Regions from separate parts of the Homo sapiens genome. Here regions 2, 3, 4, 5 and 6 are each linked to region 1. Evidence: chromatin loops called from intact Hi-C (ENCODE). Cell type or tissue: mammary epithelial cell. All regions are shown on one strand. Region 1 overlaps RGS9 (regulator of G protein signaling 9). Region 2 holds the start of LOC105371864 (a long non-coding RNA gene). Region 3 has its middle 7.6 kb from the start of GNA13. Region 4 holds the start of LOC105371860 (a long non-coding RNA gene). Region 5 holds the start of LOC107985000 (a long non-coding RNA gene). Region 6 overlaps GNA13 (G protein subunit alpha 13).

Evidence for each region. A loop is a pair of places that touch in the nucleus more often than their neighbours do. Peaks named below come from ENCODE experiments on the same cell type or tissue, not always from the same donor. Only the 100,000 strongest peaks of a DNase experiment are listed, where the experiment ranks them.
Region 2: it touches region 1 in a loop (7-fold over the local background); 19 of 110 quality-filtered maps call a loop at or near these places.
Region 3: a loop joins it to region 1, with 9 times the contacts of the local background. A loop is called at or near these places in 11 of 110 quality-filtered maps.
Region 4: a loop joins it to region 1, with 16 times the contacts of the local background. A loop is called at or near these places in 13 of 110 quality-filtered maps.
Region 5: it touches region 1 in a loop (18-fold over the local background); 27 of 110 quality-filtered maps call a loop at or near these places.
Region 6: it touches region 1 in a loop (3-fold over the local background); 2 of 110 quality-filtered maps call a loop at or near these places.

What each region holds. Positions count from the first base shown.
Region 1 is chr17:65,196,210-65,201,209 of GRCh38, reverse strand. RGS9 (regulator of G protein signaling 9) reads right to left here. Exons shown (of 19, transcript NM_003835.4): 13 at 3,969-4,084. Among named protein-coding and RNA genes, the nearest start is that of RGS9, 61 kb to the right of the region's middle. In mammary epithelial cell, a CTCF peak has its summit at 2,267 (motif pointing right); no DNase peak of the experiment used is centred here.
Region 2 is chr17:65,098,616-65,103,615 of GRCh38, reverse strand. LOC105371864 (a long non-coding RNA gene) reads left to right here and starts at 2,904. Exons shown (of 3, transcript XR_934923.2): 1 at 2,904-2,935. It overlaps LOC100507002 (a long non-coding RNA gene), which reads right to left and starts at 2,804. Exons shown (of 3, transcript NR_110801.1): 1 at 2,574-2,804; 2 at 2,320-2,409. RefSeq lists a silencer at 2,708-3,037. In mammary epithelial cell, a CTCF peak has its summit at 2,890 (motif pointing right); DNase peaks (open chromatin) are centred at 2,855 and 3,465; H3K4me3 peaks cover 789 bases; H3K27ac peaks cover 649 bases.
Region 3 is chr17:65,061,824-65,066,823 of GRCh38, reverse strand. No RefSeq gene overlaps it. Among named protein-coding and RNA genes, the nearest start is that of GNA13, 7.6 kb to the right of the region's middle. RefSeq lists an enhancer at 2,093-3,059. In mammary epithelial cell, no CTCF peak of the experiment used is centred here; a DNase peak (open chromatin) is centred at 2,213; H3K27ac peaks cover 2,365 bases.
Region 4 is chr17:64,844,936-64,849,935 of GRCh38, reverse strand. It overlaps LOC105371860 (a long non-coding RNA gene), which reads left to right and starts at 3,179. Exons shown (of 2, transcript XR_934918.4): 1 at 3,179-3,259; 2 at 4,866-5,000. LOC105376844 (a long non-coding RNA gene) reads right to left here and starts at 125. Exons shown (of 4, transcript XR_934912.4): 1 at 1-125. RefSeq lists an enhancer at 1,836-1,885. In mammary epithelial cell, a CTCF peak has its summit at 1,913 (motif pointing left); no DNase peak of the experiment used is centred here.
Region 5 is chr17:64,959,832-64,964,831 of GRCh38, reverse strand. It overlaps LOC107985000 (a long non-coding RNA gene), which reads left to right and starts at 2,068. Exons shown (of 3, transcript XR_001752973.3): 1 at 2,068-5,000. In mammary epithelial cell, CTCF peaks have their summits at 831 (motif pointing left) and 2,827 (motif pointing right); a DNase peak (open chromatin) is centred at 4,991.
Region 6 is chr17:65,024,982-65,029,981 of GRCh38, reverse strand. All of the region lies in intron 2 of GNA13 (G protein subunit alpha 13), which reads left to right. Among named protein-coding and RNA genes, the nearest start is that of GNA13, 29 kb to the left of the region's middle. RefSeq lists enhancers at 416-1,355, 1,356-2,295. In mammary epithelial cell, a CTCF peak has its summit at 2,534; a DNase peak (open chromatin) is centred at 2,461; H3K27ac peaks cover 483 bases.

The sequences.
Region 1 (5,000 bases):
CCACGCATATGTTCATACAGTGGTCCCAGGTGGTGATTTTTGCCTGGGAAAATAAAGACGATCACAAGAGAGAGCAAGTGTGTGTGTGTCTGTGTGTGTGTGTGTGTGTAAATCGTGGAGTGTGTCACAGTGTGGGGAAATGAACAACAAAATCCTCTCCTCTCTTTTCTCAGTACAGTTGACCTTGAACAATTAAGGGGTTAGGGCGCAGACCATTATGCAGTAGAAAATCCAAAAACTTAACTACAAATAGCCTACTGTTTACCAGAGGCCTTACTAATAACATAAACAGTCAATGGACACATAAGTGGATATGTATCTACATATATATTTTATGGATTCATGATACCTTTTCATAACTTTTTTCTATTTCTAGGCTATGCAGTTCATCTGCAAGTTTTTTCAGATTGTTGCAAATCCCCCCAAGTTTTTAAATATATTTACTGAAAAAAAAATCCACCTATAAGTGGTCTCGTGCAGTTCAAACCAGTGTTGGTCAAGGGTCAACTGCATTTTTTTAAAAGCTCCTGGGTGCTTCATATTAGAAAAGGCTGCACAATTTTAAACTAGTTGGCATTTGTCCCATAGCTCTATAGAGGTCCTTCCTTTTCAGCATGAACTTTAGGGCGTTCTTTGGACTGAGATCACAGACCAGTGATGCTCTCAACTAAAATGTAACTGATCTGACAAAAGTGCCATGTAAACCATCTTGCCCATAGCAAAAGACAGTTGATTGCTTAGTAAAATTAAATAAGCAATTATTCGTGATAGCCAGTAAGTGGAAAGCACTCAGATGTCCATCGATAAAAGAATGGATGAACAAAATATGGTGAAGACTACAAGGGAATATCATTTGGCCTTAAAAAGGAAGAAGATTTCGGCTGGGCATGGGTGGCTCACGCCTGTAATCCCAGCACTTTGGGAGGCTGAGGGGGGCGGATCACAAGGTCAGGAGTTCGAGACCAGCCTGACAAACATGGTGAAACCCTGTCTCTACTAAAAATACAAAAATTAGCCGGCCGTGGTGGCGGGCGCCTCTAATCCCAGCTACTCAGGAGGCTGAGGCAGGAGAATTGCTTGAACCAGGGAGGCAGTGGTTGCAGTGAGCCGAGATGGTACCATTGCACTCCAGCCTGGGCGACAGAGCAAGACTCCGTCTCAAAAGCAAATGGTTAAAATGGTAAAATTTATGTTACATACGTTTTCCCACCAAAAATATTAAATGAGCACACAAAAATATGTACACCAAAGTTCATAGCAGCATTATTCATAACAGCTAAAAAGTCAAAGCAACCCAAATGTTCATTAACTTACAAATGGATAAGCAAAATGTGGTACATACAAACAAGGAAATATTATGGGGTCATTAAAAAGGAATGAAGGAAATATTATGCAGTCATTAAAAAGGAACCACGTGGCCAGGCGCAGTGGCTCACGCCTGTAATCCCAGCACTTTGGGAGGCCGAGGCGGGTGGATCACCTGAGGTCAGGAGTTTGAGACCAGCCTGGCCAACATGATGAAACCCCGTCTCTACTAAAAATACAAAAATTAGCTGGGCATGGTGGCGGGCGCCTGTAATCCCAGCTACTTGGGAGGCTGAGGCAGGAGAATCACTTGAACCCGGGAGGCAGAAGTTGCAGTGAGATGAGATCACGCCACTGCGCTCCAGCCTGGGCGACAGAGTGAGAATTTGTCAAAAAAAAAAAAAAAAAAAAAAAAAGGAACAGAAGCGCTGTTATATGCTGAAACACAGACAAGCCTTGAAAACATTATGCTAAGTGAAAAAAGACAAAAGGTCACATATTGCATGATTTCGTTTACATGAAATGTCTTGAAGAGGTGAATCCGTAGGGGTAGAAAGTAGATTTGTGGTTGCCTAGGGCTGGGGTGCAGGAGAAGCAGGAATAGAAGATGATTCTAATGGGTAAAGAGTTTCTTTTTAATGTGGCAAAAATGTTCTAGAATTAGTGATGATGGTTGCACAATTTAGTGAATACACTAAAACCCCTGAATTGTACACTTTTAAAAAGTTAATTTCATCATATGCAAATAATATTTCAATTTAAAAATCTTTTTAAAAAGTAAATGAGCAAATTGATGATTTATCTGCCCTGTTCATACCTAAAGCCTCAGGAATCTCATGAGGAGATTGCTAATAATACGGTTTAAATAATGCAGGGAAATCTTTTCGCTGGATTCTCACTAAGGAATTAGTGGGGGGGAGATAATAAATTCAGGGTGTATGTTGTCACTTTGCCACTAGATGGCACTATAACCACTTATTCGCCAGTCCATCCATCTTTTCTGGGTTTTGTTCTAGAGCAGCAATTAGACTTGATTAGGGAGATGATTATCAACAATCCATATTATCATGTAATGTTTTGCATCCGGCAGTCAGCCAGGCTAAAGGCATGTCCAGTAGGATTCGTTTCTGGAGCAGTGCCACAGACAAGTGGATCTTGGGTAGTAAGCAGCTGAGTGTCAAGGCTCAGGAGTGATGCCCCCAGGGCTGGGTACTGAGCAAGGAAGTAAAAGAATCCCGTAAAGGTAAATATTTCAATGAAGGTGGTGAATGCACAGCCTGGTTCTGATCTGGCCTCGTGTTTTTTTGTGGATGCTTCTCCGGGAAGTGCAGTATATTTAAAAAGCCACAGTCCTGGTGCAGTGGCTCACGCCTGTAATCCCAACACTTTGGGAGGCCGAGGCAGGTGGATCACTAGAGGTTAAGAGTTCGAGACCAGCCTGGCCAACATGGCGAAACCCTGTCTCTACTAAAAATACAAAAATTAGCCAGGTGTGGTGGCACGTGCCTATAGTCCCAGCTACTTGGGAGGCTGAGGCAGGAGAATCACTTGAACCTCGGAGGCAATGGTTGCAGTGAGCTGAGATCATGCCACTGCACTTCAGCCTGGGCAACAGAGCGAGACTCCATATCAAAAAAAAAAAAAAGTCACAGTTCCCCTCATGAGGTGACATTCAGAGATGGGACAAAATGTGGCCCTGCCCATTTCACTAAAATCCACACCCTCCTAAGGCCCTGAAGAAATCAGGCCAGGAGCTAAGGTGATGGCTGTCAATCACCACACATTGGAATCATCTGGGGAGTTTCCAAAACTTCAAGGATTCCAACCCCCACCAATTTAAAAGCAACTTTAGGGATGAGATCCAGGAAAACATGTTTTAAAATATCCCCAGGCAGACTGAATGTGTAGAACCACTGAGCTAAAGAGAATCAGGAAGCCAGGCGCAGTGGCTCACGCCTGTAATCCTAGCACTTTGGGAGGCTGGGGAGGGCAGATCACCTGAGGTCAGGAGTTTCAGACCAGCGTGGCCAATATGGTGAAACCCCATCTCTACTCAAAATACAAAACAATAGCCAGGTGTGGTGACAGGCACCTGTAACGCCAGCTACTTGGGAGGCTGAGGCAGGGGAATCGCTTGAACTAGGGAGGCGGAGGTTGCAGTGAGCTGAGATCATCCCACTGCACTCCAGGCTGGGCGACACAGCAAGACTCTGTCTCCAGAAAAAAAAAAAAGAAAGAAACAAAGAAAAAAGAAAATCAGGCTGGGAGACAAAAAGAGAAAGAAAGGGAAAGCCTGCCTGTCTCCCTTCCCTTCCTCCAGGTTCATTATATTTAGAGGCTGACTAGAAGGAGCGGGGGCTCCTCGGGTGACAGTGGGGGCATCCAGGATGGATGGAGCCCTCAGAAATGTGAGGGATCCTGATGTAGATTCTGTGAGCAGGTGCAATTTTCCCCCAGACGGTGGGGCCTCTTTGAGTCTATGGAAAGAACGAGTCTTGGGCTCAGGTCCCATTCTTAAAGCTGTGAAAGGAAGCAACTGTTTAAGGGCATAAGCAAAGCTCTGAAAACATCTGCTGAGAAATTCCCCAAACCCTAGGCTAGACATTAAAGGACTCTTTCTAAAAGTAAGTTATTTTAATTTTTTTTTGTAAACAAAGACCCACCACTGAATTCTTTCTTGAGGAAGTACTGGAAGCTCTGTCGACCTTTGGGGTCTCGGATCAATTCGCTGAAGTTGAAGGCCCATCGTTCCACTCGCATCTTGGTTGGGATTTCCACCCTGCAAGGATGATTTGTAAATGCACCAGAGAGGTAGCGGTTGTGACAGGTGGTGGCCTGGGTTGGGGTGAGGGCCTTTAGTCTCATGGCCCAGGGCTCAATTCAATCCTCCTCCTCCCAATCCCTGCATAACACACAAGCCAAGTAATCACTTGCTAGGAAGATGCAGCCACAGACAAGTCCCCCGGGGCTCACATCAAAGACATGACCATCCCAGAGGTGAGGAGGATGCCCACCGTGGGGAGCCCACACTCAGGTCCTGCTCACTTAACCTTAAGGACAAACGAATTCAAATGCCTCCTCCAAGGCATGGTAACAGCCTGGAGCCTGGCCAGCAGAGGGTCAGGCTGCCACCTGGACTAGGAGAGAATTCTGGAGCAGCATTGGTGATGGGTGCTACAATCACTGCCACCTGCTGGGTGCCTATCACCCACGACAGCTGCCCCCCTACCATGGCACACCCTGGCTTCTGGTGGGAGCCGGTGGCTCCTCCTGTACCTGCCTCAGGCCATGTGCCTCGGAGTAGACCCATTTGCCATCTCTGCACTCCCTTTCAGGGCTTCCTCTAAGATGCAGGTCCCACTGCACCTCCTTGTTTGGAAAGATTTCCCTGATCCCAGGTAGGATATTCGAGCCCAGCTAGCAGAGATCTAACATTCCAGAGAATCAGAAAAAGACTCAGTGTTCTCTCCTATCCCTTATGGAATTCTCCTAAACCTAACACAGACCTTTGAAACTAAGGTTTCAAGTCCCTCACACCATTTTTCCCACTGATGTAGCAGCTAGGACCAGAACCAGGCACAATTCATGTCTATGGGATCCAAGATAAAGCATGCCAAGCAAGTTTTACACTTTCCATAAGAACAAGTGTACAAACAATAAGAAAACTGATAACATTAACAACTGCCATTCACAAA
Region 2 (5,000 bases), 98 kb after region 1:
GGCTGGTTGGCATCAGCTTGGCTGGTAGACATACCTACACAGGGCTGCATCGAGCCTGGGACATCACAGGAGTGATGACAGGTGTGAAAGCCTCCACAGTCACAGGAGAAGGGCCCTTCTGATCAGCACCACTCCCTCTGACCCCATGAAAAGCTGTCATTTCCTAGGTAACTGGAGTTGCAGACAGCACAGAAAGACCCTGAGTGAATTCTCTTGGCTCAGGGAAGGAAATATATCCCATCCATTCTTCTGGCTTACATTAGAGCCCTCATTTGAACCTAAATCTGACCACTTCACTCACCTGCTCTTTGGGGAAAAATAGCACCACCTCTGTAAGGCATAGACCTTTCCTATCCATCCCTGCCTGCCTGTCCCACCTCACACTCCCCTTGTACTATATGCTCAGTGAACAGCAATCAGCATGCCCTCAGACACACCAGACTCTCATACATCCCTGTACTTCGGCAGGGGCTGCTTCTGCAGGTGGGGTCTTCCTTCCTCTGCCCAGCGGAAGCCTCAGGATCCTCCAAGCTTGAAGGCTCTCTCTTCAGTGATGACTACCCCCACTCTTCAAGTAGAATCGGAAGCTCCCTCTCACCACAGTCTTAATTTTATATTTCTCCTGGCTGGGCACAGTGACTCATGCCTGTAATCGCAGCACTTTGGGAGGCCGAGGCAGGCAGATCACATGAGTTCAGGAGTTTGAGGCCAGCCTGGGCAACAGGGCAAAATCCCATCTCTATTAAAAATACAAAAAAATCTCTATAAAAAAAAAAACAAAAAAAATTAGCCAGGCATGGTAGTGCCTGCCTGTAGTTCCAGCTACTTGGGAGGCTGAGAAGGGAGGATCACTGGAGCCCAGGAGGTCAAGGCTGCAGTGAGCCGAAATCACGCCACTGCACTCCAGCCTGGCCAACAGAGCCAGACTTTGTCTCAAATAATAATAATAATAAAATAAATAATTATGTTTCTACAATTGTAGTGAGACCAGCTTTTCTGTATCATGTCAACAATTCTTCTAGTGTTAGCCCTTACCAGCCTCAGTTTCCTTACCTGTAAAACGGAGATAATAATTGAACTAGCCTGTCGCATGGGTGGGAAGATTGATTCCTGAAAGCGGCTGGTGCCTGGGGAGGTGGGACAGGGTAAGTAAGGTGGACAATACAGGGCTCATTCATGAGCAGCAACCCCCGTGGGCCACCTGAGTTCTGTCCTACTGGGAGCCTCTGGGAGAAACAACATAGAACACCCTCAGAAGAGCCATACCCGGTGGGGAGGAAGCTTGGTACTTTTCATCAAGCAACTGTCTTTCACTATCAGTTGCAGGCTGATCCAGGGGGCATCCACTCCCTGGCACTCTGGCCACATGTGTGGCAGTCATGTTCCTATGGCCAGAGAAAACCCCCTGAGCAGAGAGGCTCGGGCACTTACAGTAGAAGTCCCTGATGTTGGGTGGGATGTCAACACCATCTGATGCCATTCACCTGCAGCTCTGCCATTGGCTGGCTGAGGGAGCTTGGCTCCTCTAGAAAGATGTATTTGGCCGGGCGCAGTGACTCATGCCTGTAATCCCAGCACTTTGGGAGGCCGAAGGGGGCTGATCACTTGAGGTCAGGAGTTCGAGATCAGCCTGGCCAACATAGTGAAACCCCGCCTCTACTAAAAATATAAAAATTAGCCAGGTGTGATGGTGCGCACCTGTAATCCCAGCTACTCGGGAGGCTGAGACAGGAGAATCGCTTGAACCTGGGAGGTGGAGGTTGCAGAGAGCCAAGATCGCACCACTGCACTCCAGCCTGGACAAGAGAGTGAGACTGTCTCAAAAAAAAAAAAAAAAAAGTAGATATATTTGACTGGGGGCACCCTAAGGTACCTTGTGGTGGGCCCAGTCCTCCATCAGCCCACATCCCCCAAGGCTGGGCACTGTTAAGCTGCCCTTGGGTGGGCCATTTAGCCTCAAGGGACTTTGAGGGCAGGGGCCATGCTCGTTTTGCTCATCACTGTGTCCCTGGTACCTCGAGCAGTGCCCAGCAGATGCCAGCCTCCAAGTCCACATTGGCTGCCTGGCTGACAGCACGTGGTGCAGAATGAGGTTATGGCAAAGGAAACCCTGACATTCAGCCTCAAACCCGGCCCCAGGACCCCAAGCAATGGAAGACCATGACCACTGCCTTTGCATCTGTGAGTAGGTTGTGGTGTAAGATACGTTTTAAGATCTATGTATGTAAGATAACGTTTTTAACTTTCAAATATCACACTTCGGATGCAGAAAGGGCAACTTATAGGAGCTTTAAATTCGTAGGTGGTTGTCTGGGTTACCTTATATGACTCGGATCTGGGGTGGGCTGCCTGCACTGCAGTCCGTGGATCTCTGTCTCAGTCTCCAGGCCCAGGACGCAGCTTGGAAACCTAAACGGAATTGTCTTTATCACAACTCACACCAGTCACTTAATGAAATCGAGCTGCACAAATCGACCCAAAGGGGTGCCCTCCACTCCTGCCCCACGTGTCCTCGGACGCTTCCCAGATGTGGTCCCCGGCACTCCAGGGCCCAGGTAAGGGGCCAGGGTTACCTTTTGGAGAAATGCCATCCTCAGCCTGTACTGCCGGCCTTGGTACCGGATTGTCATCTCCTGGCGCCTGGATGGATTCACGGCCAGAGCACCAGTGGGAGACAAGAGGAGAAGCCCCCAAGTTCGAAAGGCAGCCTGGCTCGCCCCAGCCCTGGGTGGTCGACGGGGAGGCGGCTGGGCGGGGAGGGCGCGGGCCGGGCCTCCCTGACCCTCACTAGGCGCCTCCAACTTGGAAAGCAGCTGGAATCCGCGCCAGCCAATCCGCGAGCGACGACGCGGGCTCATTAGCATGCGCTGCGCGGGCGTCCACCTGCCGCCAGGTGGCGCTGTCCGGCCCCCGCCGGGACCCCGCCGAGCGGCAGGTGAGACCCGCAGGGCAGGGCCCCGGGGGGCGGAGGGGTACGGGGGGAAAAGGAGGAGGGAGAGGAGGAGGTGGAGGGAGAGGGGGTGGAGGAGGAGGTGGAGGTGGACGAGGAGGAGGAGGAGCTGCCGGGAGGAGGGAGAGGAGGATGTGTGGCAGAGGGCGAGCCTTAGACCGCACCACTAAGGCCTGGGGAAGTGAAAACAGATGCAACACGCTTTGGCTCCCTGGCTAGCCAGCCCCAAGTCATTGAATGGCACTAAGCAAATTATTCGGGTTTTGCCATTAAAATGGCAAAGCCACAATTACTTTTGCTCCAACCTAATATTTAAACTTTATCAGCGTCAGTTACCCCATCTAACCCGAGAAAAGCAAGTGGGTAGGAAATGACTCCTGTCGATCATGTGCTGTGAGGACTGAATGAATAACTGGGTTAAAGACTGGCAGTGGGGTGTGCTTGGTGGTGAAGAATGCTGCTCACGGGCCAAATGGGCTGGCTCTGAGCCCTGGATTTGCCACCTAGCTGTAGGATCTCAAGCAAGTTATGGAACCTCTCTGGGCTTCCTTTGTCTCATCTGATGAGTGAGAATCACTGCACTCTCCCCAGGGGGTGGGCGGCGGTTTGTTTGGTTCTGGTTTTGGTTTTAAGATTACTGAGCTGATTCATGTACAAGCGCTTAGAACTATGACTGACACTTGGTGAATGTCCAGTAACCAATAGTTTCTCTCCTATGTCTCTTGGGACCTTAAAAAAAACAATTTACTAGGCGTAGTGGTTCCATTATATACATATATACATTATATACATAGTCTGGCATATATATATATATATATGTATATATAATATATACACATATATATATTATTCTGAGAATAATTCTCAGAATTCTCAAAATAATATGAAAACTGTTGGAGTCATAATTGGAGGTAAAATATAATCTCTGGAATCAGATTACTTGGGGTCAAATATCAACTCCATTACTTACTCTCTGTGTGGCTTTGGGCAAGTTACTTAACCCCTCTGTGCTTTGATTTCTGTAAAATGGGGATGGTACAATGATAGGGGACAAAGGAGTAAAGAATCAATAGATACCAGTTGTTGTTACTATTGTCAACATTAAAATCTTTAAAGATAGTTTAAATATGGAATGCTAGCTACATCTCTGGCAGGAGGAGATTTTCCAGGTTTAACATTCAGGATCAGGGACGTTCCCATCTTTTATTTCTAGAGCCAGGTGGCCTGAGCATGGCAGACAAAGCTGATGTCAGATGGAGGCATGTGGGCATTTATCATAAGAGGTATGCTCAGGAGATATGTCTTCAGATCATCTGTGTCTCATTCCCATGGAAGAGCCGCGTTCCCACCAAGCTACAAAGACATCTTAGCTCTAGGTTAGAGTACTGGAATAAAAGTTTCAGAAATGAGACTCTGAAGTCTGGTTGACTCACAGGGAAATTACTAGGCAGAAAGCCATGAGATGTAGCTTCCAGCCCTAGCTTGGCCACAGCCATGGTGAATGACAACGTGGAAACCAGGTTTTCAAATTTAGTTGAATGGGTTCAGCAAAGCAATTTCAAAATCATTTCAACTTTGTATGTATCTGTGATTGGTTCCCATATTCTCTTATTTTGCTAATTTGGGCTTTCTCTCTCTTTTTTCTTTTATTCTTTTTTTTTTTTTTTTTTGAGACGGAGTCTCGCTCTGCAGCCCAGGCTGGATTGCAGTGGCGTGATCTCGGTTCACTGCAAGCTCTGCCTCACGGGTTCATGCCATTCCCCTGCCTCAGCCTCCCAAGTAGCTGGAACTACAGGCGCCCACCACCACACCTAGCTAATTGTTTGTATTTTTAGTAGAGACGGGGTTTCAGCCTGTTAACCAGGATGGTCTTGATCTCCTGACCTCATGATCTGCCCGCCTCGGCCTCCCAAAGTGCTGGAATTACAGGCGTGAGCCACTGCGCCCAGCTTCTTTTATTCTTAATGAGGTTAATTTTTTTATTATTATTATAATGAGATACATGTATTATTTTTCCTTGAGAACCAGGTTTTACTTGAAAGTTAGAACT
Region 3 (5,000 bases), 130 kb after region 1:
TAGAATACAAAGCCCAGGCCGGGTGCAGTGGCTCACACCTGTAATTCCAGCACTTCAGGAGGCTGAGGTGGGCAGATCATTTGAGGTCAGAAGTTCGAGACCAGCCTGGCTAACGTGGTGAAACCCCATCTCTACTAAAAATACAAAAAAATTAGCCGGCCATGGTGGCGCACATCTGTGATCCCAGCAACTAAGGAGGCTGAGGCAGGAGAATTGCTTGAACCCAGGAGGCAGAGGTTGCAGTGAGCCGAGATAGTACCACTACACTCCAGGCTGGGCAACAGAGTGAGACTCTGTCTCCAAAAACAAAAAAGAATACAAAACCCACTCCTTTTTCTTCCCCCTTTTGCACAAGCCCCCCACCCCCTCAGATAAAAGCTCTTGCTCTTACTGTACTGTGCCAGCATCCCTACTCTAACCTCTGCTCTCTGGCTGAAGAAGTGATTGCTTAGGCTTGTGGGAATTAGTAAATCCTTCCTCTCTTCAGAGTTAAGATTCTGGATATAACCCCAAATAGGCATTTTTTTTTTTCTTATTGCTGCATCAGGCCCTTTCCACCAGAAACAGATCCTGTTTGGGGACACACCTGTGGCTGTGAGTGAGCCTGCGCATGAGACAGAGAGCAACCATGTTTAAATCATAAAAGGAAGGGCTTTGGAAAGATACAGAGAGAGCATTCTGACAGTGACAACGTTGCTAAACCTTCAAAGGGCTTTTAAAGAAGTTTTGTTGTTCCTTCCTCAAAAAACCTAAAACGGAACCTCCCATTTATGGACAAACACTGAGCCTGGGGGTTCTGTAATTTAATCCTACAATAAATCTGTGTGTGTAACTCCCAGTTTACAGATAAGAAAGGCAAGGCTCTGTTCTATTAACTGAGTTCTCCCTGGGGTTCTCCCCACTGTACTACATCCTTCTCTGGAAAACCAAATGAATAGCAAACAATCTGATATGGGCCAGGTGCAGTGGCTCAAGCCTGTAATCCCAGCACTTTGGGAGACCGAGGCGGGCAGATCACGAGGTCAGGAGTTTGAGACCAGTCTGACCAACATGGTGAAACTCCATCTCTACTAAAAATATAAAAATTAGCCAGGCGTGGTGGCGCACACCTATAATCTCAGCTACTCAGGAAGCTGAGGCAGGAGAATCGCTTGAACTTGGGAGGCAGAGGTTGCAGTGCACCATTGCACTGCAGCCTGGGTGACAGAGCAAGACTCCATCTCAAAAAAAAAAAAAAAAAATCTGATATGATCCATACTGGTTTCCACAGAAAAGTCGATTCCCTCGCTATCTTTAAAAATATATATATGTATGTATATATGTACGTATATGTATACATTTGATATAGAGATGGGATCTCGCCATGTTGCCCAGGCTGGTCTCAAACTCCCGGGTTCAAGTAATCCTCCCACCTTGGCCTCCCAAAATGCTGGAATTACAGGTGTGAGCCACCACACCCAGTATCTCACTATCTTAAGGGAGCTTTTCCTATTATAGTTCTGTTAATGAGCAAAGAAAGGGGAAACAATCACAAATACACAATTGCTTGCCACACACCCAGCACCTTCCTTTGTTTTTATTTTCTCCTCTTCTCCTCTTTGGGCCTGGCATAACCTTTCCACAACCAGGAGAAAGCTAATAACTAAAGCAAATGAGGGCCAGGTGCATTGGCTCATGCCTGTAATCCCAGCACTTTGGGAGACTGAGGTGGGCGGATCGCTTGAGCCCAGGAGTTTGAGACCAGCCTGGGTAACATAGTGAGACGCCCTCCGATCCCTACAAAAAATTTAAAAATTAGCAGGGCATGGTGGCATGTGCCTGTGGTCACAGCTACTTGGGAGGCTGAGGAAAGAGGATTGTTTGAGCCTAGCAGGTAAGGCTGCAGTGAGCAGTGATCTCACCACTACATTCCAGTCTGGCGACAGAGCAAGACCCTGTTTCTAAATAAACAAAGTAAATGAGGGACCTCAGCTACAGTGCCTCATCTGCTAAGCCCTTTAATTCTGTCATTCTGACTCAGCAGTTGCTGCCTTTCCCTGAATCCTATCGTGAGCAGGCCTTTCTTTTCTGTAGCAGCTGACACAGGAGTTTAAAGAAAACTTATGATATTATTTGCACTGGGAGCCCACGTGTTATGGTCTGACAAAGGCTGCATGGACCATTTCTCAGCACCCTCTGAGCCCTTACTGCTCGATGATAAACTCAACCAGAGGACATGCCCTGGCATTTTGCACTGAGGTAAAGGCCGGGTCTACAGGCCATGACATGTGATGCTACCTGTAGACAGAGCAAGCTAGCCAGGAGTGTGGCTGCTGGAAGGGGCAGGTCCAAGCTTGCTAATCCAGTGTTCCGAGGGAAAGAAAACTGCTGTCTGCTGCCGGGTTGTGAGCAGAAGATCTTTACATGGAGGAATGAATTGAGACTGCCAACTTGAACTTCACTGGAGAAACAGAATTTACATTCAAGCATCCTTAGGCCAGGCACAGTGACTCTCCTCTGTAGTCATAGCACTTTTTGAGACCGAGGTGGTAGGCTCACTTGAGGCCAGGAGCTCAAGACCAGCCTGGACAACAAAGTGAGAACCTGTCTCTACAAAAAATAATTAGTCGGGTGTGGTGGTCTGTAGTCCCAGCTACTTGGGAGGCTGAGGTAGGCCCCTTGAGCCTAGAAGTTGGAGGCTGCAGTAAGCTGTGATCATACCATTGCACTCTAGCCTGGGTGACAGAGTGAAACTGTCTCATAAAAATAAACACATAAATAATTTAAAATTATCGTTATCCGTTTCTGGCAAGGCGCAGAGCATTGACAGGCAATAAAATACTAAAAATGTATCCTTCTGCTTTAAAAGCTGTAAGTAAAAATAAAGGAGAAGGGGTGAGCACGATGTTTTGAGTTTTTCCGAATCTCAGATTTACAGGCAAAGCCTTGTGATGAGTGTTACATACAGATTGCCCTTAAACCTATCTGACGCAGTAAGCAAGGTGGAAGGATTTTAGGAGTGCCAGTGTCCCTTTAAGACAGTACCAGCTTCTGACTTTGGAGGAGCTGAGGTCTCAGCTGGTCAACAGCAGCCCATAGGTCTTTTTTGGAGGCTGAGAAAAAATACAACCAATAATTAAAGTCATGTTTTCGGTTATTAACAACAACAAACAAAACCACCACCAATTTGATTCCACATGTCTAGTTTCATACAAAATTTTCCACATGAGAGGCTTATTCTGGTAAAGGCAACATCAAATTTCATTACACACACACACACACACACACACACACACACACACACAAAAGGGTTTCTTTTTAAATCTTCCTACGGTAAGTGAAAAATGTGTGGGGCTTGTGCATCATACAAATAAACAAACAAACAAGCTTGGCTCCTCTTTTCTTATTTCTCCATCAGCCACCTGGAATATTTTACAAACCAGAGCCTGAGTTCAAAGTACAGAACATCTTACCAGGATCTGTCTGAGCTGGGGAACTTCAAGATGGCAGTCAGCCTGAAAGGGGCTGGAAAAATAATAAAGTACTGAACTCTATGGTGCCTGGAGGTTAAGTCCAGTTAGCTACTTGTCTCAGGTTTGAAATTCATACACTTGGGCATTCTGGGCACTACGGCAATTTTTGTACATCAAAAAGAGCAAGGGGGGCCAGGCATAGTGGCTCATGCCTGTAATCTCAGCACTTTGGGAGGCTGTGGTGGGAGGATAGCTTGTGGCCAGGAGTTCAAGACCAGCCTGAACAACATAGTGAGAGCCTGTCTCTTAAACAACAACAACAACAGAAAAAGTCAAGAACACTGGGGCAGGGTGCAGTCATTCATGTCTATAATCCCAGCACTGTGGGAGGCCAAGGCAGGAGGATCACGTGAGCCCAGGAGTTCAAAATCAACCAGGGCAACATACTAAAAATTAAAAAATTTGCCAGGCCTGGTAGGGCACACCTGTAGTCCTAGCTACTCAGGAGGCTGAGGTGGGAGAATCGAGGCTGCAGTGAGCTATGATAGCGCCAGTGCACTGCAGCCTGGGCAACAGAGCGAGATCTTATCTCCTACCAAAAAAAAAAAAAAAAAAGCACTGGACTAAGCAGCTTCCAGTTCCAGCTCTGCAACTGGCCACAGTGAATGAGGCTTTCAGAGAGTCATTTGCTAAATGGGAGCGAGGTTAATGTTGGGTGTTCCTAGTCGGGCTACTGTGAGCAGAGAATGAGATAAAGTAGGTCAAAGTGCTTTGAGGCATTTAAAACATGACACAAATGCAAGGGATTTGTATTTTGGGAGGGCTTGGGAATTCCCTTCCTTTCCCTATGGAAGGTAAGAAAAGTCTACGCCTGTTTTATCTGTAAGGAAGGGTTAGAATCCACCTATTTTGTACTGATGGTGAGACAAAAGAGAGTTTCGTAATAAGAAGGCTGGATTAACACAAGGTTTAACCATCAAGTAATGTGACAGATTTTTAAATAAACATCTAAATGGGCGTTGTCTCATCCTGAGTAGTAAGTAGTCACCTTGGCAGGGGAAACACTTATTTAAATTATATTTCCCATCAAAAAAAATTTTTGACACCTCTTTTGGAACTGTTCCTAGAGCCTTTGGCACATTCTTCTGAACATGTCTGAGGGTGACACATTTTTTGTCCTTTGTGGATGATTCTGATTTTTGTAAACAGCCCAAAGTTATTTGGCACAAAGATTGGCAAATAAGCTAAGTAAGACCTTTTTTTTTCATTGAAAATAAACTGTAACTATAAGAAGCCTATCTTTCCAGAAGAGTTAGAAATAGATTTCAAGACTGGCAGTATTGTTGGAAAGAGCTTGTTTCTTTCTAAGGTGACAAGAGGAGAAAAGCTATTTGGAAATGTATTTCGTTTTTAATCACACCTTTAATTATTTATCTTGCAAGACGGACACTGAACTGAGTTTCCAGAAAGAAACGAACATTGCAACTAATCAACAGCTGCAATTATTTTATCACAGCTCCACAGGGCATCTGAATCTATTTGCATATG
Region 4 (5,000 bases), 350 kb after region 1:
CTGAGGTCCTTGCAGCCCCACGGTCCCCAGGCTGGTGACTGGTGGGGGAGTATGGAGTCCAGCTGACCACCAGAGCCTGCACACCTGCTGCTATGGGGGAGGAAAGGATGACTTCTACCTCCTTTCCACATCCCAAATTCCACGTGACTACATTTTATTGGCAGCACCCCGCTGGCAAGCGAGCCTTGATGTGTGCTTCCTGGGCTTCTGGCACCTGCACAGAAAGGGGTGAAATGAGTGTCACGAGCAGCCACCACTCTGCATCACACCTCCACATCCAGGTGTGCTGGAGAGCCCCACTTACACTTGGAGGTGTCCTGGCACACTAACCCACTTTTGGTAGGTGTTTGGGTGTCCAAGGCTTTGCAAAAGAAGAAGGCGGGGAGTCTACGGTGGAGTCACATGGTGGAGACCTAGCTAAGTCAGAGGCCTGGAGAGGTGTCACTAGCTGGGCAGCAGGTAACACACAATCATCCTGAGCTGATTGGAGAAACACCTGGGATTGATTCAGAGATTTTTCTGGAATGTTTTCACTGGAATGAAAGCTGAGCGGTCTACAGGCCATATAGTATTGGAGACAACTTAGCCCTCATTGAAAAAGTCTGCCAGAGAAAAGGTATCCACAGGGAAATTCAGGAGTTTTGTTTGTTTTTTCTTTTTTTTTTTTTCTTTTAAGGTGGAGTTTTGCTCTTGTTGCTCAGTCTGGAATGCAATGGCACGATCTCAGCTCACTGCATCCTCTGCCTCCTGGGTTCAAGCAAGTCTCCTGCCTCAGCCTCCCTAGTAGCTGGGGTTACAGGCATGCACCACCATGCCCGGCTAATTTTTGTATTTTTAGTAGAGACGGGGTTTCCCCATGTTGGTCAGGCTGGTCTCAAACTCCTGACCTCAGGTAATCCACCCGCCCTGGCCTCCCAAAGGGCTGAGATTACAGGTGCGAGCTACCACGCCTGGCTTGTTTTGGGTTTTGGGGTTTTTTTGTGTTTTGTTTGTGTGTTTGTTTGTTTTTGGAGACAGTCTCTGTCACCCAGGCTGGAGTGCAGTAGCGTGATCTCGGTTGACTGCAACCTCTGCCTTCCAGGTTCAAGTGATTCTCCTGCCTCAGCCTCCCGAATAGCTGGGATTACAGGCGCCCACCACCATGCCTGGCCAATTTTTTTTTTTCTAAAAACAGTTTCAGCATGTTGGCCAGGCTAGTCTTGAACTCCTGACCTCAAGTGATCCACTCACCTTGGCCTCCCAAAGTGCTGGGATTACAGGCATGAGTCACTGTGCCCCGCCAGGAAATTCAGTTTCTGAAAATACACCTGTGGATCTCTAGCCTTGAACATCCTTGGATGCTGCTTTAAATGACTGATCCTCGATGCCTCCCTTCTAACTCACACTCCCCTATATCAATCTCCCAGAAAAAGGGACCTCTTTTATTCTTTTTTTTTTTTTTTTTTCCAGAGACGGGCCTCACTTTGTTGCCCAGGCTGGTTTTGAACTCCTGGCCTCAAGTGATCCTCCCGCCTTGGTCTCTCAAGGTACTGGGATTACAGGTGGGAGTCCCCGCACCCAGCAAAGCCTGTATTAAACCCGTTTATGCACACTCGGCGGTACTGCAGAAACGGCAGGGAGGAAGCAGAGGTGCCCTGACATCTTCAGCTGGAGGTGAGCAGGGCGCTGAGGGTGGGAGAGGCCCGGCGCCTGGGGATGGGAGGCAGGACAGCACCTTCACAGGGACGCTTCCACCCTACCCCGGAGGTCAGGGCCTCTCGCCCAGCTCTGGCTCTGAGGTCCTGGAGGGAGGGAGATGCTGTTGCGACTCAGAAGATTGGGGGAGGGACACCCCCATTCGAGAAGAGTGAAAATCCTGAGCCTGAAGAAATGGAACCGGTTGGAGCCTAGGCTTTAGAGGATGGCGTTCGAAAGAGGGTTTGGCGCCCCCCTGTGGACCGTTCGGGCTCGCAGGGCCGAAGGCTCCGAAGACTGAGACCTGTGAACCATGGGGAGGCTCCATGCGGATGCGGGCCACAGCCCCCGCCGGAGCCCCCACACTAGCCCTGGACTTCTCCACTGGCTTACGACATGAGAGCTCAATATGCTCCTTATTTAACGCACTGTTGTATCAGGTCCCTGTGGGAGCCACTGGCTCTATGGCCTAATAAAGGAGCGGGTGCACGCACTGGATTGGTGAGCTACCGCCACTGCAACGCGTCCTAATCAACCATCCTAAACGGCGGCTGGAACAAGGTTCTCGCAGGCCTGTGCTTGGGCTTGAACGCTGGTCCAGCCGCTGCGCTCTGTGGCTCCCTGTAGGCCTGCGGATCAGCCAGGGGCCTCCGTTCCTTTTGGGCGGAGGCTGAAGAAGCAGCGGCTGCACCAGAGAAGGCCCTCTGGGTGAAGGTGGGAGCGCACGGGGCCCGCGGAACCACCTAAGGCGACTTCAGACGTGGGCTCGGAACTGGCAGCCTTTGGTTTCTGCTTCATTCCAAGGCCAGAGCAATCCACATGGGCAAACCCAAAGCCAGGGGACAGGAAAGTATCCTCCACCCACAACGAAACCATGGCAAGCGGTGGATGCAGGTACCGCCAATAGTCTATCTATCCCGGTGAGTGAGGAGACCTGCTTTGAGGGTTGCACAACCTGGATCTGCTTTTACAGTGGTGTCTATCACTATGAAGACTCCACCATGGGTCGCCATCAGGTCAGGGACCCTGACAAGGCAAGAACTGCATCTTCCTCTGCACACAGCTCTGCTCCCTTCCCCGCCATGCCTAACACCAAGCCCAGCCCTGAGGGATGACTCAGGAATATTACTGAGAGCGTTTTAGGCCATTCCTTCATTATCCCCATGTGACTTGTTATGAAATATAGACTGACTTCCTGAAGATCAGCACATAGTGCTAAGTATTTGGCTTGTAATCTGTAGAGACTCTGCCATTTGGAGCTGGGATCTGTCCCCAGAGCTGTCAGACACCAAATCCCGTATCTACTGCCACCCAAAGGGACCTCCAGAAGAAAGGGGTTATACAGGGTCAAACACCAAGGCAGGTTAGTGAAATTTCTCTAGAGGCCATTTAAAGCTGGAGTCTCACCACCTGAATTGCCCTCAGAGGAAGGCTGTCTAGGGCACAAACCTAGTCAGGGGTCCACATGGACTTAAGGACAATTTTTTTTTTTTTTTTTTTTTTGAGAAACTCTCATTCTGTCATCAAGGCTCGAGTACAGTGGTGTGAACTCAGCTCACTGCAAGTCTCAACCTCCTGGGCTCAGGTGAGTAGCGGGAACCACAGCCTCCCACCTCAGCCTCCCGAGTAGCGGGAACCACAGGCTCATGCCACGATGCCCAATTAATTTTCTTTTAAATTTTTTGTAGAGATGAGGTCTCCCCGTGTTGCTCAGTCTAATCTTGAACTCCTGGACTCAAACGATCCTCCTGCCTCTGCTCCTCAAAATCCTGGGACTACAGGTGTGAGCCAACGCACCTGGCCTCTTAAGAATAATTTTAAAAACAATGAGGTTCACCGTCAGAGCCCCTGCTGCTCTACCAAGTCCCTTGGCCCCTCTCAACAGGGCAAAAGCAAGATGAGCCCCAGATGTTCTGCTTAATGACCACCTTTCCCAGGAGACTTTGCTCTTTAAAGGAGAACCACTTAGAGATATGAGCAACCTTAAAGAATGCCACCAGCACTAGTGAATGCCAGACACGGGCCATGTGGGTGGAGAGTATATTTTAGGGCAGTCACTCATGGTAAATTATTTCCACCAGCCCCCAGAAGTGACTATTCAATGTCCAACTATGTCAGGCCCAGGCTAATAAAAGTAGAGGCATGAGGAACCTAGGGTTGTTCTGAAGTGCCTTGATTATGGTATATGTGGAAGATTTTAGAGCTTGTTGTAAAAAGTGATGACCCATGGCCCCCCAGGCTGGGTCTGGGATTGCCTTTGTGGATTACAAGAGGATATTATGCAGCAGTTTTTAAAAATGAGGCAGACTGGGACAATCTATCTCCAAGATGCATAGGTGCCGTTAAGGGAACAAAGCAAGATTTAGTAGGGCGTGTATAGTATGCTACTGTGCGCTGTGCGTTATCTGTACAGAACTGTGAGGTCTGATACAGTAGCCACTAGCCACATATGGCTATTTACATATAAATTTAGGTTGGCCACAGTAGCTCATGCCTGTAATCCTAGCACTTTGGGAGGCCAAGTGGGAGGATAGCTTGAGGCCAATAGTTCAAGAACACCCTGGGCAACATAGTGAAACCCCTTTTCTACAAAAAATTTATTTATTTATTTATTTTTATTTTTTTTGAGACGGGTCTCACTCTGTCACCCAGGCTGGAGTGCAGTGGCGCAGTCTCAGCTTATTACAACATCTGCCTCCTGGGTTCAGCGATTATCGTGCCTCAGCCTCCAAGTAGCTGGGACTACAGGCACGCACCACCATGCCCAGCAAATTTTTGTATTTTTGGTAGAGACAAGGTTTCGCCATGTTGGCCAGGCTGGTCTCGAACTCCTGACCTCAGGTGATCTGCCCGCCTCAGCCTCCCAAAGTGCTGAGATTACAGGCATGAGCCACTGCGCCCAGGCAAAAAATTTAAAATTGTAAAAATCAGCCAAACATGGTGGCATTCATCTGTAGTCCCAGCAACTTAGGAGGCTGAGGTGGGAGGATTTCTTGAGCCCAGGAGGTCAAGGTTGCAGTGACCTATGACTGCACCACTGCACTCCAGCCTGGACAACAGAGTGAGGCCCTGTCTCAAAAAATAAATAAATAGGAGTTTGAGGCCATGTTCACACATCACTGCAGTCCAGTCTGGTAAACAGAGCAAGACACTGAGTCTTTAAAAAAAAAAAAATTTTTTTTTAAATTCAGCTCCTAAGACACACTAGCCACATATCAAGTGCTCAACTGCCCCGTGTGGCTAATGGCTTCCAAACTGGCAGCACAGGCAACTGTTTTCATCACTGAAGTTCTGTTGGACAAGAATACCTCTGGAAGCACACACGA
Region 5 (5,000 bases), 240 kb after region 1:
TCAAGTAGAGCCATCTGGGGTTGCTCAAAGTTGGAGAAATCAGTCTATGTACAGTTCTGCCTTAGTACCAAAAAAAGAGAGGTGCGATATTTATTTATTTATGAAATAGGGTCTCGCTCTGTTGCCCAGGCTGGAGTGCAGTGGCATGATCACGGCTCACTGGAGCCTCCACCTCCCATAGTCAAGTGGTCCTCCCACCTCAGCCTCCCAAGTAGCTGGGATTACAGGTGTGCACCACCATGCCCGGTGTATTTTTTTTATTTTTAATTTTTAGAGATGGGATTTTTTCCACATTGTCCAGGCTGGTCTGGAACTCCTGAGCTCAAGCAATCTGCCTGCCTTGGTCTCCCAAAGTGCTGGGATTACTGACGTGAGCCACCGTGCCCCGCCAAGAGTTGCAATATTTAGTAAAGCTCTTGCGACTAGTTGAGGCATTAAAAGAAAGCATTATGAAAAAAAATGTCTACTGGAAAATAGTTAAAACAAAATCTATTGGGGCAATATGTTCAAACTCACAGACTGCCATACTTAACCCAGTATTGATTTCATCCCACTGTTTTCTTTAGTGTCTGCTCATGGATCAGTTTTTTCTTCTTTACAACTGACCCACCCATGTAGTACACTACTGCTGGGCAGTCTGAGATCCATCCATCCTCAGATGCTGAACCGGTGGGTTCTCGGCACAGTGCTTTCAGTGTCCTGTGGTTATCCAGCTGTTTCATAGCAGCAAAGACTCTCTTGAGCTGTAACTGTCAATAGATATCTTTTTCTTCTCTTGTGTAACTAAAGGGGAAAAAAGTCTATAACTCATTCATTCATGTATTTTTCATTCAACAATATTCATGGAGCACCACCTACTGGGTGCCAGGCCCTGCTCAAAGCCTTGGGAATACAGCAGTGAACAAAGAACTCCTACCCTAATACACTAGTGGATGAGACAGAGAGTCAAGGAGTAAACAGATGCTTTATTTTATTTTTATTTTTAATTTTTTTTGAGACAGAGTTTTGCTCTGTCATCCAGGCTAGAGTGCAGTGGTGTGATCTTGGCTCACTATATCCTCTGCCTCCTGGGCTCAAGTGGTCCTCCCGCCTCAGCTTCCCAAGTAGCTGGGAGTACAGGCACGTGCCACCGCACCTGGCTAATTTTTGTACTTTTTGTAGAGAGGAGTTTTACCATGTTGACCAGGCTGGTCTCAAACTCCTGGGCTCAAGCAGTCTGCCCACCTTAGCCTCCCAAAGTGGATGCTGTTATAACCTAATGTCAAAGTAAACAAATAGAAACAAGTACCATTTTGAATAGGATAGACAGGAATGCCTCCCTAGGGAGGTAGCATTTGGAAGTGATCAAATTGAAGGGTCACACTGCATATACATCTCAGGCAAGGGAGTACCAAGCAAAGGAAACCACAAATGCCAAAGCCTGAAGCTTGCAACAAGAAGAACAATTCCAGAAACAATAAGAGAGGCTGGGTGTCGTGGCTCACACCTGTAATCTCAGCACTTCGGGAGACCGAGGCAGGCGGATCACCAGTTCAGGAGATTGAGACCATCATGGCTAACATGGCAAAACCCCATCTCTACTAAAAATACAAAAAAAAAAAAAAAAATTAGCCAGGCATGGTGGTGGGCACCTGTAATCTCAGCTATACTCGGGAGGCTGAGGCAGGAGAATCACTTGAACCCAGAGGTAGAAGTTGCAGTGAGCCAAGATTGTGCCTTTGCACTCCAGCCTGGGCAACAAGAGTGAAACTCCATCTCAAAAAAAAAAAAAAAGTGGGGGGGCTGGGCGTGGTGGCTCACGCCTGTAATCCCAACACTTTGGGAGGCCAAGGCGGGCGGATCATGAGGTCAGGAGATAGAAACCATCCTGGCTAACATAGTGAAACCCCGTCTCTATTAAAAATACAAAAAATTAGCCGGGCGTGGTGGCATGTGCCTGTAGTCCCAGCTACTTGGGAGGCTGAGGCAGGAGAATTGCTTGAACTTGGGAGGCAGAGGTTGCAGTGAGCCGAGATCATGCCACTGCACTCCAGCCTGGGCAACAGAGCGAGACTCTATCTCAAAAAAAAAAAAAAAAAAGCCAGTGGGGCTAGTATAACAGGAGCAGAGGGAAAAGAAATACCATCGGGCAGTTCACGCAGGGCTCATTGCCAAGGATTTATGTCAGACTTGTGCTGTAAGAAGATTACTCTGGCTACTGTATGGAAAATTAAGATGGGGTGGCATGTTGCAAGAGTGGAAGCAGGCAGGCCAGCTAGAAGACTACTGTAATAATCCAGCTAAGATGATATTGGCTTGGATCAAGGGTCCTGATGCAGTTGGCAGAAGCAGTCAGCTCCTGGATATATTTAGAAAGGAGAGCCGATTGGATGTGTGGAGGAGTGGGTTTGAGGAGGAAGATCCAGAGTTCTGCTGAGGACATTTTAAGTTGAAGATGCTTAGTTTATATCCATGCCCTGCCATGCAGGCAGATGTAAATCAGGAGCTCAGGGACAAAGTTGAGACTAAGAATGGGAGGTGTCGATGCAGAGAAGGTACTTAAAGTTTTGGTTGAATTCCAGGGTGTATAAGTTGTTAGGGAAGTTAGCGTGCTTGTTCTTGAGTTGCTGGAAAGGCATATAAATGACACAAATACATGGCCACAATATGTATTTTCTCAATAATATTTGGGGAAATGTTCTGGGCATCAGGTTTCCCGTCTAACTTTCCCTGTAGGAAACGGATAGTCATTGAAGTAATTTTGATTTGGGTGAGTTGTTACACGGATAGCGAAGTTGTAAGTTCTCTTGCCACTTTTCTTGTTCTGCACCTTTCGAGAGTCATTATGAGAACTGAACACTAGGGGGACCCAGTTTCCTTACTTATGCAACGGCGGCTGGCCCAGCTGTACGCTACGATCGCCCTCACTTAGGACACATGCAATATAAACACAAATCTGAAAACAAGGGCAGCTTCTCTTTTCTCAATGCAATGTATATTTATAGCAGTGATCATTTTTGCATGTAACATGTCTGAATTCCTTAAATAGGTCATTTTAAGTAATGTGCATAACCATTACAATTTTTCTTTTTTGAGACAGGTTCTCACTCTTTGCCAAGGCTGTGTGCAGTGGTGCCATCTGGACTCATTGCAACCTCTGCCCCCTGGGCTCAAGTGATCTTCCCACCTCAGCCTCTCGAGTAGCTGGGACCACAGGCATGAGCCACCACACCTGGCTAATTTTGGTTTCACCATGTGGCCCAGGCTGGTCTTGAACTCCTGAGCTCAAGCAATTCACTCACCTTGGCTTCCTGAAGTGCTGGGATTATAGGGATGAGCCACCACACCTGGCCACCGTTTAAAGATTTAAAGGCAATGGTTTCTAAACTCTAGTTCCTTGTGAGCCCCATATTTGCAAACTTGTGAAAATAAGGATCATGATTTCTTATTTTTTATTATTATTATTATTTTTGAGATGGAGTCTCACTCTGTTGCCCAGGCTTGGGTGCAGTGGCGCGATCTTGACTCACTGCAACCTCCACCTCCCAGGTTCAAGTGATTCTTCTGCCTCACCCTCCCAAGTAGCTGGGATTACAGGCGTGCACCAACATGCCCGGCTAATTTTTGTATTTTTAGTAGAGACAGGATTTCACCATGTTGGCTGGGCTGGTCTCGAACTCCTGACCTCAAGTGATCCACCCACCTCGGCCTCTCAAAGTGCTGGGTGGGATTACAGGTGTGAGCCACCATGCCCAGCTGAAGGATCATGATGATTTCTAATTTACAATAGTTGAATTGGAGTATGGAAATCTAAATCTAATAAATACCACCTGGTGATTTGAATCTGTGCCACAAGAATGCTGACATAGAATCCATTTTCTATTTTATCACCAGGTATTAAGCAAAGGGAAAGGCAAATAAATGCTCAAAAGCTACATTACATGCTATTGGAGTATAAAATGTATAACTTTGTTAAAAGGTTTGGACACATTTTGTATTAGTTACGGATACATAGGTCTTAAAAGAGTACATGATCTTAATTCTTTTTTTGAGACGGAGTTTCGCTCTTGTTGCCCAGGCTGGAGTGCAATGGCGCAATCTCGGCTCACTGCAACCTCCGTCTCCCGGGTTCAAGCAATTCTCCTGCCTCAGCCTCCCGAGTAGCTGGGATTATAGGCATGTGCCACCACGCCCGCCTAATTTTGTATTTTTAGTAGAGACGGGGTTTTTCCATGTTGGTCAGGCTGGTATTGAACTCCCGACCTCAGGCGATCCACCCGCCTCGGCCTCCCAAAGAGCTGGAATTATAGGCGTGAGCCACTGCGCCCGGCCCAACTCATTTTTATAACTAGAATAATTTTAGTTTTGGGGAGAGAAAGTCTACATAAGGTTTATACTGAAACTTCTTGAAGTCAACAATCTTAAAGCAGAATCTTTTTAATCAGGAGAAATGAAAACATAATTAACAGCCTGGTGTGGTGGAGGTGGAGGTTGCAGTGAGCCAAGATCGCACCACTGCACTCCAGCCTGGACAACAAGAGTGAAACTCCATCTCAGAAAAAAAAAAAGGAAAAAAAAAGAAAACATAATTAACAAATACGTTAGCTATAATGCCAAGCACGGTGGCTCACACCTGTAATCACAGCACTTTGGAAGGCCATGGTGGGCAGATCACTTGAGGTCAGGAGTTCAAGACCAGCCTGCCCAACATGGCAAAATCCTGTCTCCACTAAAAATACAAAAATTAGCTGGGTGTGGTGGTGCATGCCTGTAATCCCAGCTACTTGGGAGGCTGAGGCAGGAGAATTGCTTGAACTCGGGAGGTGGAGGTTGCAGTGAGCCAAGATCGTGCCACTGCACTCCAGCCGGGGTGACAGAGCAAGACTCTGTCTCAAAACAACAACAACGAAAAAGTGTTAGCTGCTTGATCTTTCCTATTTTGGGGCAGTTATGATCTAAGAATTACTTTGACCACAATGAATCCTTTCCCATGAGTCAGGACTGTTAGTTTTCAGAGCTTT
Region 6 (5,000 bases), 170 kb after region 1:
CCACTGAAGATCTTTGCCATGTACATTTGAGTTGATCTCTTTTCTGTCTTTAGCATTTACATTTATAAACAAGTGGAATTTAGTGGCAGAAAGTTGCCTTTAAAAAAAAAAACCTTCCCGTTCAATGTATTATGCTTGTGACAACTCTGACATTTGTAGAAATAATAAGATGGAAACAGGATGTCATAAAGGGGAAGTTATAATACAAAAAATTCAACAGATGTTTATGTAGCTATTGCTCTGTACAGGGTAAAATTGCTATCCTAGGATACAGGGAGGTGTAGCAAAGAGATTTTGAGTCTAAATTTGACATGTAGGACTACATATAAAAATAAAGAAGTGCCATGAGTGGTATAAACCGTAAGTGCAAAAGATATTGAGTGAAGAGTATGATTACCGAGAGTTGGGAAGTTGCAGTGGAGGTAGGGGAAAAATAAGAATCAGGATACATTAAATTCTTGGTTCTGCCACTGAAACAGTTTTGTTGGCTAAGCCACCTAACTTCCCTGACCCTTAGGCTTCTCATCTGTAAAATGGAGCATAAGGTTACTTGTTCTCCAAGCTGTCTTCCAACTTAAAATTTATCTTTGCTCCCTGTATAATAGTAAGAACCCCAGAAGGAGAGGTGGAAGCAGAGGCGTGTGGGGGAAATGGTGTTAGGCAGAGGAGGTAGGAATATGCACAGAATTTTCCAGAAGCATGGGGAGATGAGCATGGAGCTTGTTTCATAGGGAAAAGTAGGAGATAATGTTGGAGATAGTCAGTTGGGACTAGCTGGAGACTTCAAACACGAGACATGCTAACTGCATAGCTAATTCAGCATTTTATCAGATACTATTATATTTCTCCTGTTTTAGGTAGTTCTTGGTAAATACTTTTTGACTCAGCAGCACAACTGAACAGTATCCTTGATCCTTCAGTGTTCACCAAGTTTTTCCCAACATCCTTATGTTTCTCATTCAGGTGAACTTCTCAGTATTATATCAGTAACTCTGCCTCCTTTTTTTTTCTTTTTCTTTTTCTTTTTGTTTCTACCTCCTTTTTAAGAAACAAAATCCATAGTATTCCTCTTTAAGGAAACTGTCACCTACTTGGGGAAGGCTAGATTCTAGAGACTGCATGTAGAGGCTGTAGCTCTCTGGAAGGTGTGTAGGTGGGGGAAGTGGAGGCTGCAGATTGGAAGAAGAAGGTGGTGTGGAGCTGAAGAGTAAAGTAGGGAGGCAGGAATTAGAGATAGTTTGATCTGTATTCCTTGACTTTCATCTTTCTTGGTGACCTGAAAGTTGCTTAAGGTTGTGGCGCTATCATCCTAGTGTTGAGGCCAAGACAAGTGATCTGCAGTCATACCTCTCATGACACATGAAACAGTCTTCTTAGGCTCAAGTATTTCATGAAATGCCCTAAGTACCAGTGAGCTAATTACAAGAGGCAACTGCTACCATTTAGGAAAATTATAATTACAGTGGTTCTTGCAAGTAGATGATGAGCAACCTTAAGAATCACCTGTGAAGTGGGTTTTTTTTTTCCACTTTCTTCCTTATATGGTAGGTGGTATTTTTTTTTTTTTTTTTTTTGGAGACAGCCTCACTCTGTCGCTCAGGTTGGAGTGCAGTGGCGTGATCTCAACTCACTGCAACCTCTGCCTCCCGGATTCAAGCAGTTCTCCTGCCTCAACCTCCCTCCCAAGTAGCTGAGACTACAGGAGCCCATCACTATGCCCGCCTAATGTTTGTACTTTTGTTTTGTTTTGTTTTTTGAGACGGAGTCTCGCTCTGTCACCCAGGCTGGAGTGCAGTGACGCGATCTCAGCTCACTGCAAGCTCCGCCTCCCGGGTTCACGCCATTCTCCTGCTTCAGCCTCCCGAGTAGCTGGGACTACAGGCACCCGCCACCGCGCCCGGCTGATTTTTTGTATTTTTAGTAGAGACGGGGTTTCACCGTGAGCTCGATCTCCTGACCTCGTGATCCGCCCACCTCGGCCTCCCAGAGTACTGGGATTACAGGCGTGAGCCACCGTGCCCAGCCTAATGTTTGTACTTTTAGTAGATGGGATTTCACCATGTTGGCCAGACTGGTCTTAAACTCCTGGCCTCAAGTAATCTGCCCACCTTGACCTCTCAAAGTGCTGGGATTACAGGCATGAGCCACCACGCCCAGCCTTGTTTTCTTAACTGATAGAAGTTTTGAATATTTGGTTTTGTTTTGGCCTCTCCCATCATTCTTAGGAAAGCCTTTTGTTGTAAAGGAGAAATTAGCATGTCAGTGTTCCTAGTTTCAAAGAGAGTCCAATTCTGTGATACTCACTTTTTTCAAACATATATATTATTTAACACTATATGCAAATATTTAGAGGGATACAGTGACTAAGAAGGCAAAAACTGTCCCCAGGAACAATACATTGTAGAAAAGGAAATAAAACAAGTACACAGATGATTGCATATGAGGTAGAAAATGACTCATGCCATAGGAGGTGCTGATAAAACCACTATGGAAATTTAAGCAAAAGGTTTTCTTAGATTTTTAAAGGGCCCCCAGTGGCTGCTTGTGGTGGTACGCCTGTAATCCCAGCTACTTGGAAGGCTGAGGCAGGAGGACTGCTTGAGCCTAGGAATTTGAGACCAGCCTGGGAAACATAGTGAAAACCTATCTCTTTAAAAAAAAAAAAAAGGCGGGGGAGGGGTGTGAGGTGGGAATTTGGCTTTACTATATAAATAAATCTGGATGATTTGAGAAAGACAGGTGCACTTTGGATTTCTGAGGCAAGAGAAAGGACACAAAAGTGCTAGTGTTAAGATCAGAATTGTAGAAAAATTATTAGGAAGTCAGTAAACTAGATTTTCATAAAATGGTTTCTTTCCTTCTGCTTCAGAAAGTAGTGAGCCTTAAGAATATGCTGGGAAAAGAGGCCGGGCGCGGTGGCTCACGCCTGTAATCCCAGCATTTTGGGAGGCCAAGGTGGGCGGATCACCTGAGGCCGGGAGTTCGAGACCAGCCTGACCAACATAGAGAAACCCTGTCTCCACTAAAAATACAAAATTAACTGGTCATGGTGGCTCATGCTTGTAATCCCAGCTACTTGGAAGGCTGAGGCAGAAGAATCGCTTGAACCTGGGAGGCGGAGGTTGTGGTGAGCCAGGATCCTGCCATTGCACCCCAGCCTGGGCAACAAGAGCGAAACTCCGTCTCAAAACAAACAAACAAACAAACAAAAAATTGAATGTGCTTGGAAAAGGTTCATGTATATGTCTTTATAACCACTGTTACATTTTGATGAGTTTCCTTGTAATCTCATTTTCTATGCAATTTTCTTAAAAGGGGGTTCATACTATATTAGATCTTGAATGATCTAGAAGTTCTGTATTTTAATGAACCCCCTCTGCTTCATATTTTTTGATGAATTTGTGATTCTTTAGTGTAAGATTCATTTGGCAAAAAATTATTTCTTTAATTATACTTACTTTGGAAACGGCTTTATTTTACAGCCTATATAAACTTGGCTTATGATTTGTGAAAATGAGTACTGTTTTGTTTTTGTTTTTAATGGAAAGTCTTACATCTAAGCCATAGAGTATTTTCTAGTCATGGCTTCCTGATATAACTATAGATCATCATTCCCTTTGGGGATCAGATGATAAAGTGATAAATTGTATTTGTCAATTATGTTGGTATTGGGACTCTGACCTGACTCAGAGGGATAGTGTAGTCTTGATTTGAAGGATTTGAGGTTTGTTTAAGGGTTGGATGTGATTTTTGTGTTGTCTTATGGTTTTTTTTTTTTATTTTGGTGGAGAGTAGTGATTTGGTCTTATTTTGGGAGTATAAAATATAGAAAATTGTATAGTTTTTGGGTTTTTAGTGATGATTAACTAATATATAAAATCATAGTAATGTTTGGCAGAGTAGGCCTCTCATTTTAACTCTGAAAATTAAAACCTTATACATTACTTATAATTTTTTTTGTTGTGTCTTATCTGCTGTTTTCATCATAGTGCAGTTTTTTTACCTGTTTACCACGTAAAACGATGGAGAGTGCTGCTGCTTAGTCGTGGCTCACTGCAGTCTTGAACTCCTAGGCTCAAGTGATCCTCCCACCTCAGCCTCCCAAATAGCTGGGACCACAGGCGTGCACCACCACACCCGGCTAATTTTTTTTTTTTTTTTTTTGTAGAGATGGGATCTCTCTATGTGTTCTAGGCTGGGTCTCGAACTCCTGGGCTCAGGCGATCCTTGCTCTTTAGCCTCCCAAAGTGCTGGGATTACAGGCATTGAGCCACTGAACCTGGCCAGGGAGTGCTGCCTATTAAGCATTTTTAATTGCTTATTTACCTATCATGCAATGTTTAGGTGTCTATTATAGAAGCAAATTAATTTTGTAAGTTTAATTGAGGTTTCAAGTTCCTTAGAGTCCTATTGCTAAAATATAAGTAGCACTTAACGATAACTTTTCCCATCCGCGCTTCTCAGCACGTTCAGTAATGTTACATCTGGAGTATCAGGTCCATTAATTTTTAACCACAAAATCTGAGTTAGCTTGAAAGCTGTGGACTATGGTGAACATTTGAAAATAGGCTCTAGGGGTATAGACAAGTAGGCAGCTAGAACTGTAGTACAGTAGGAAATAAAGCTTGTCAGAATTGTCAAATAAGTTTTTTTAAAAGAGGAAGCTATATATAGACTTAATTTTATTGTTTATGATTCAGATATCCCAAAAGAAGGCCTGATAGTTTCTTGTGAGACGTGGTGAATTATGAAGAATGCAAATACTGCTTGAAATCCACTTTTACAGCTGGGTGTAGTGGCTCATGCTTGTAATCCCAGCACTCCCGGAGGCCGAAGTGGGTGGGTTGCTTGAGTCCAGGAGTTCGAGACCACCCTGGGCAACATAGTGAAACCCCATCTCTACTAAAAATACAAACAATTAGCCAGGCATGGTAGCAAGTGCCTGTAATCCCACCTACGCTGGAGGCTGAAGTGGGAGAATCACCTGAGCCCGGGTGGTC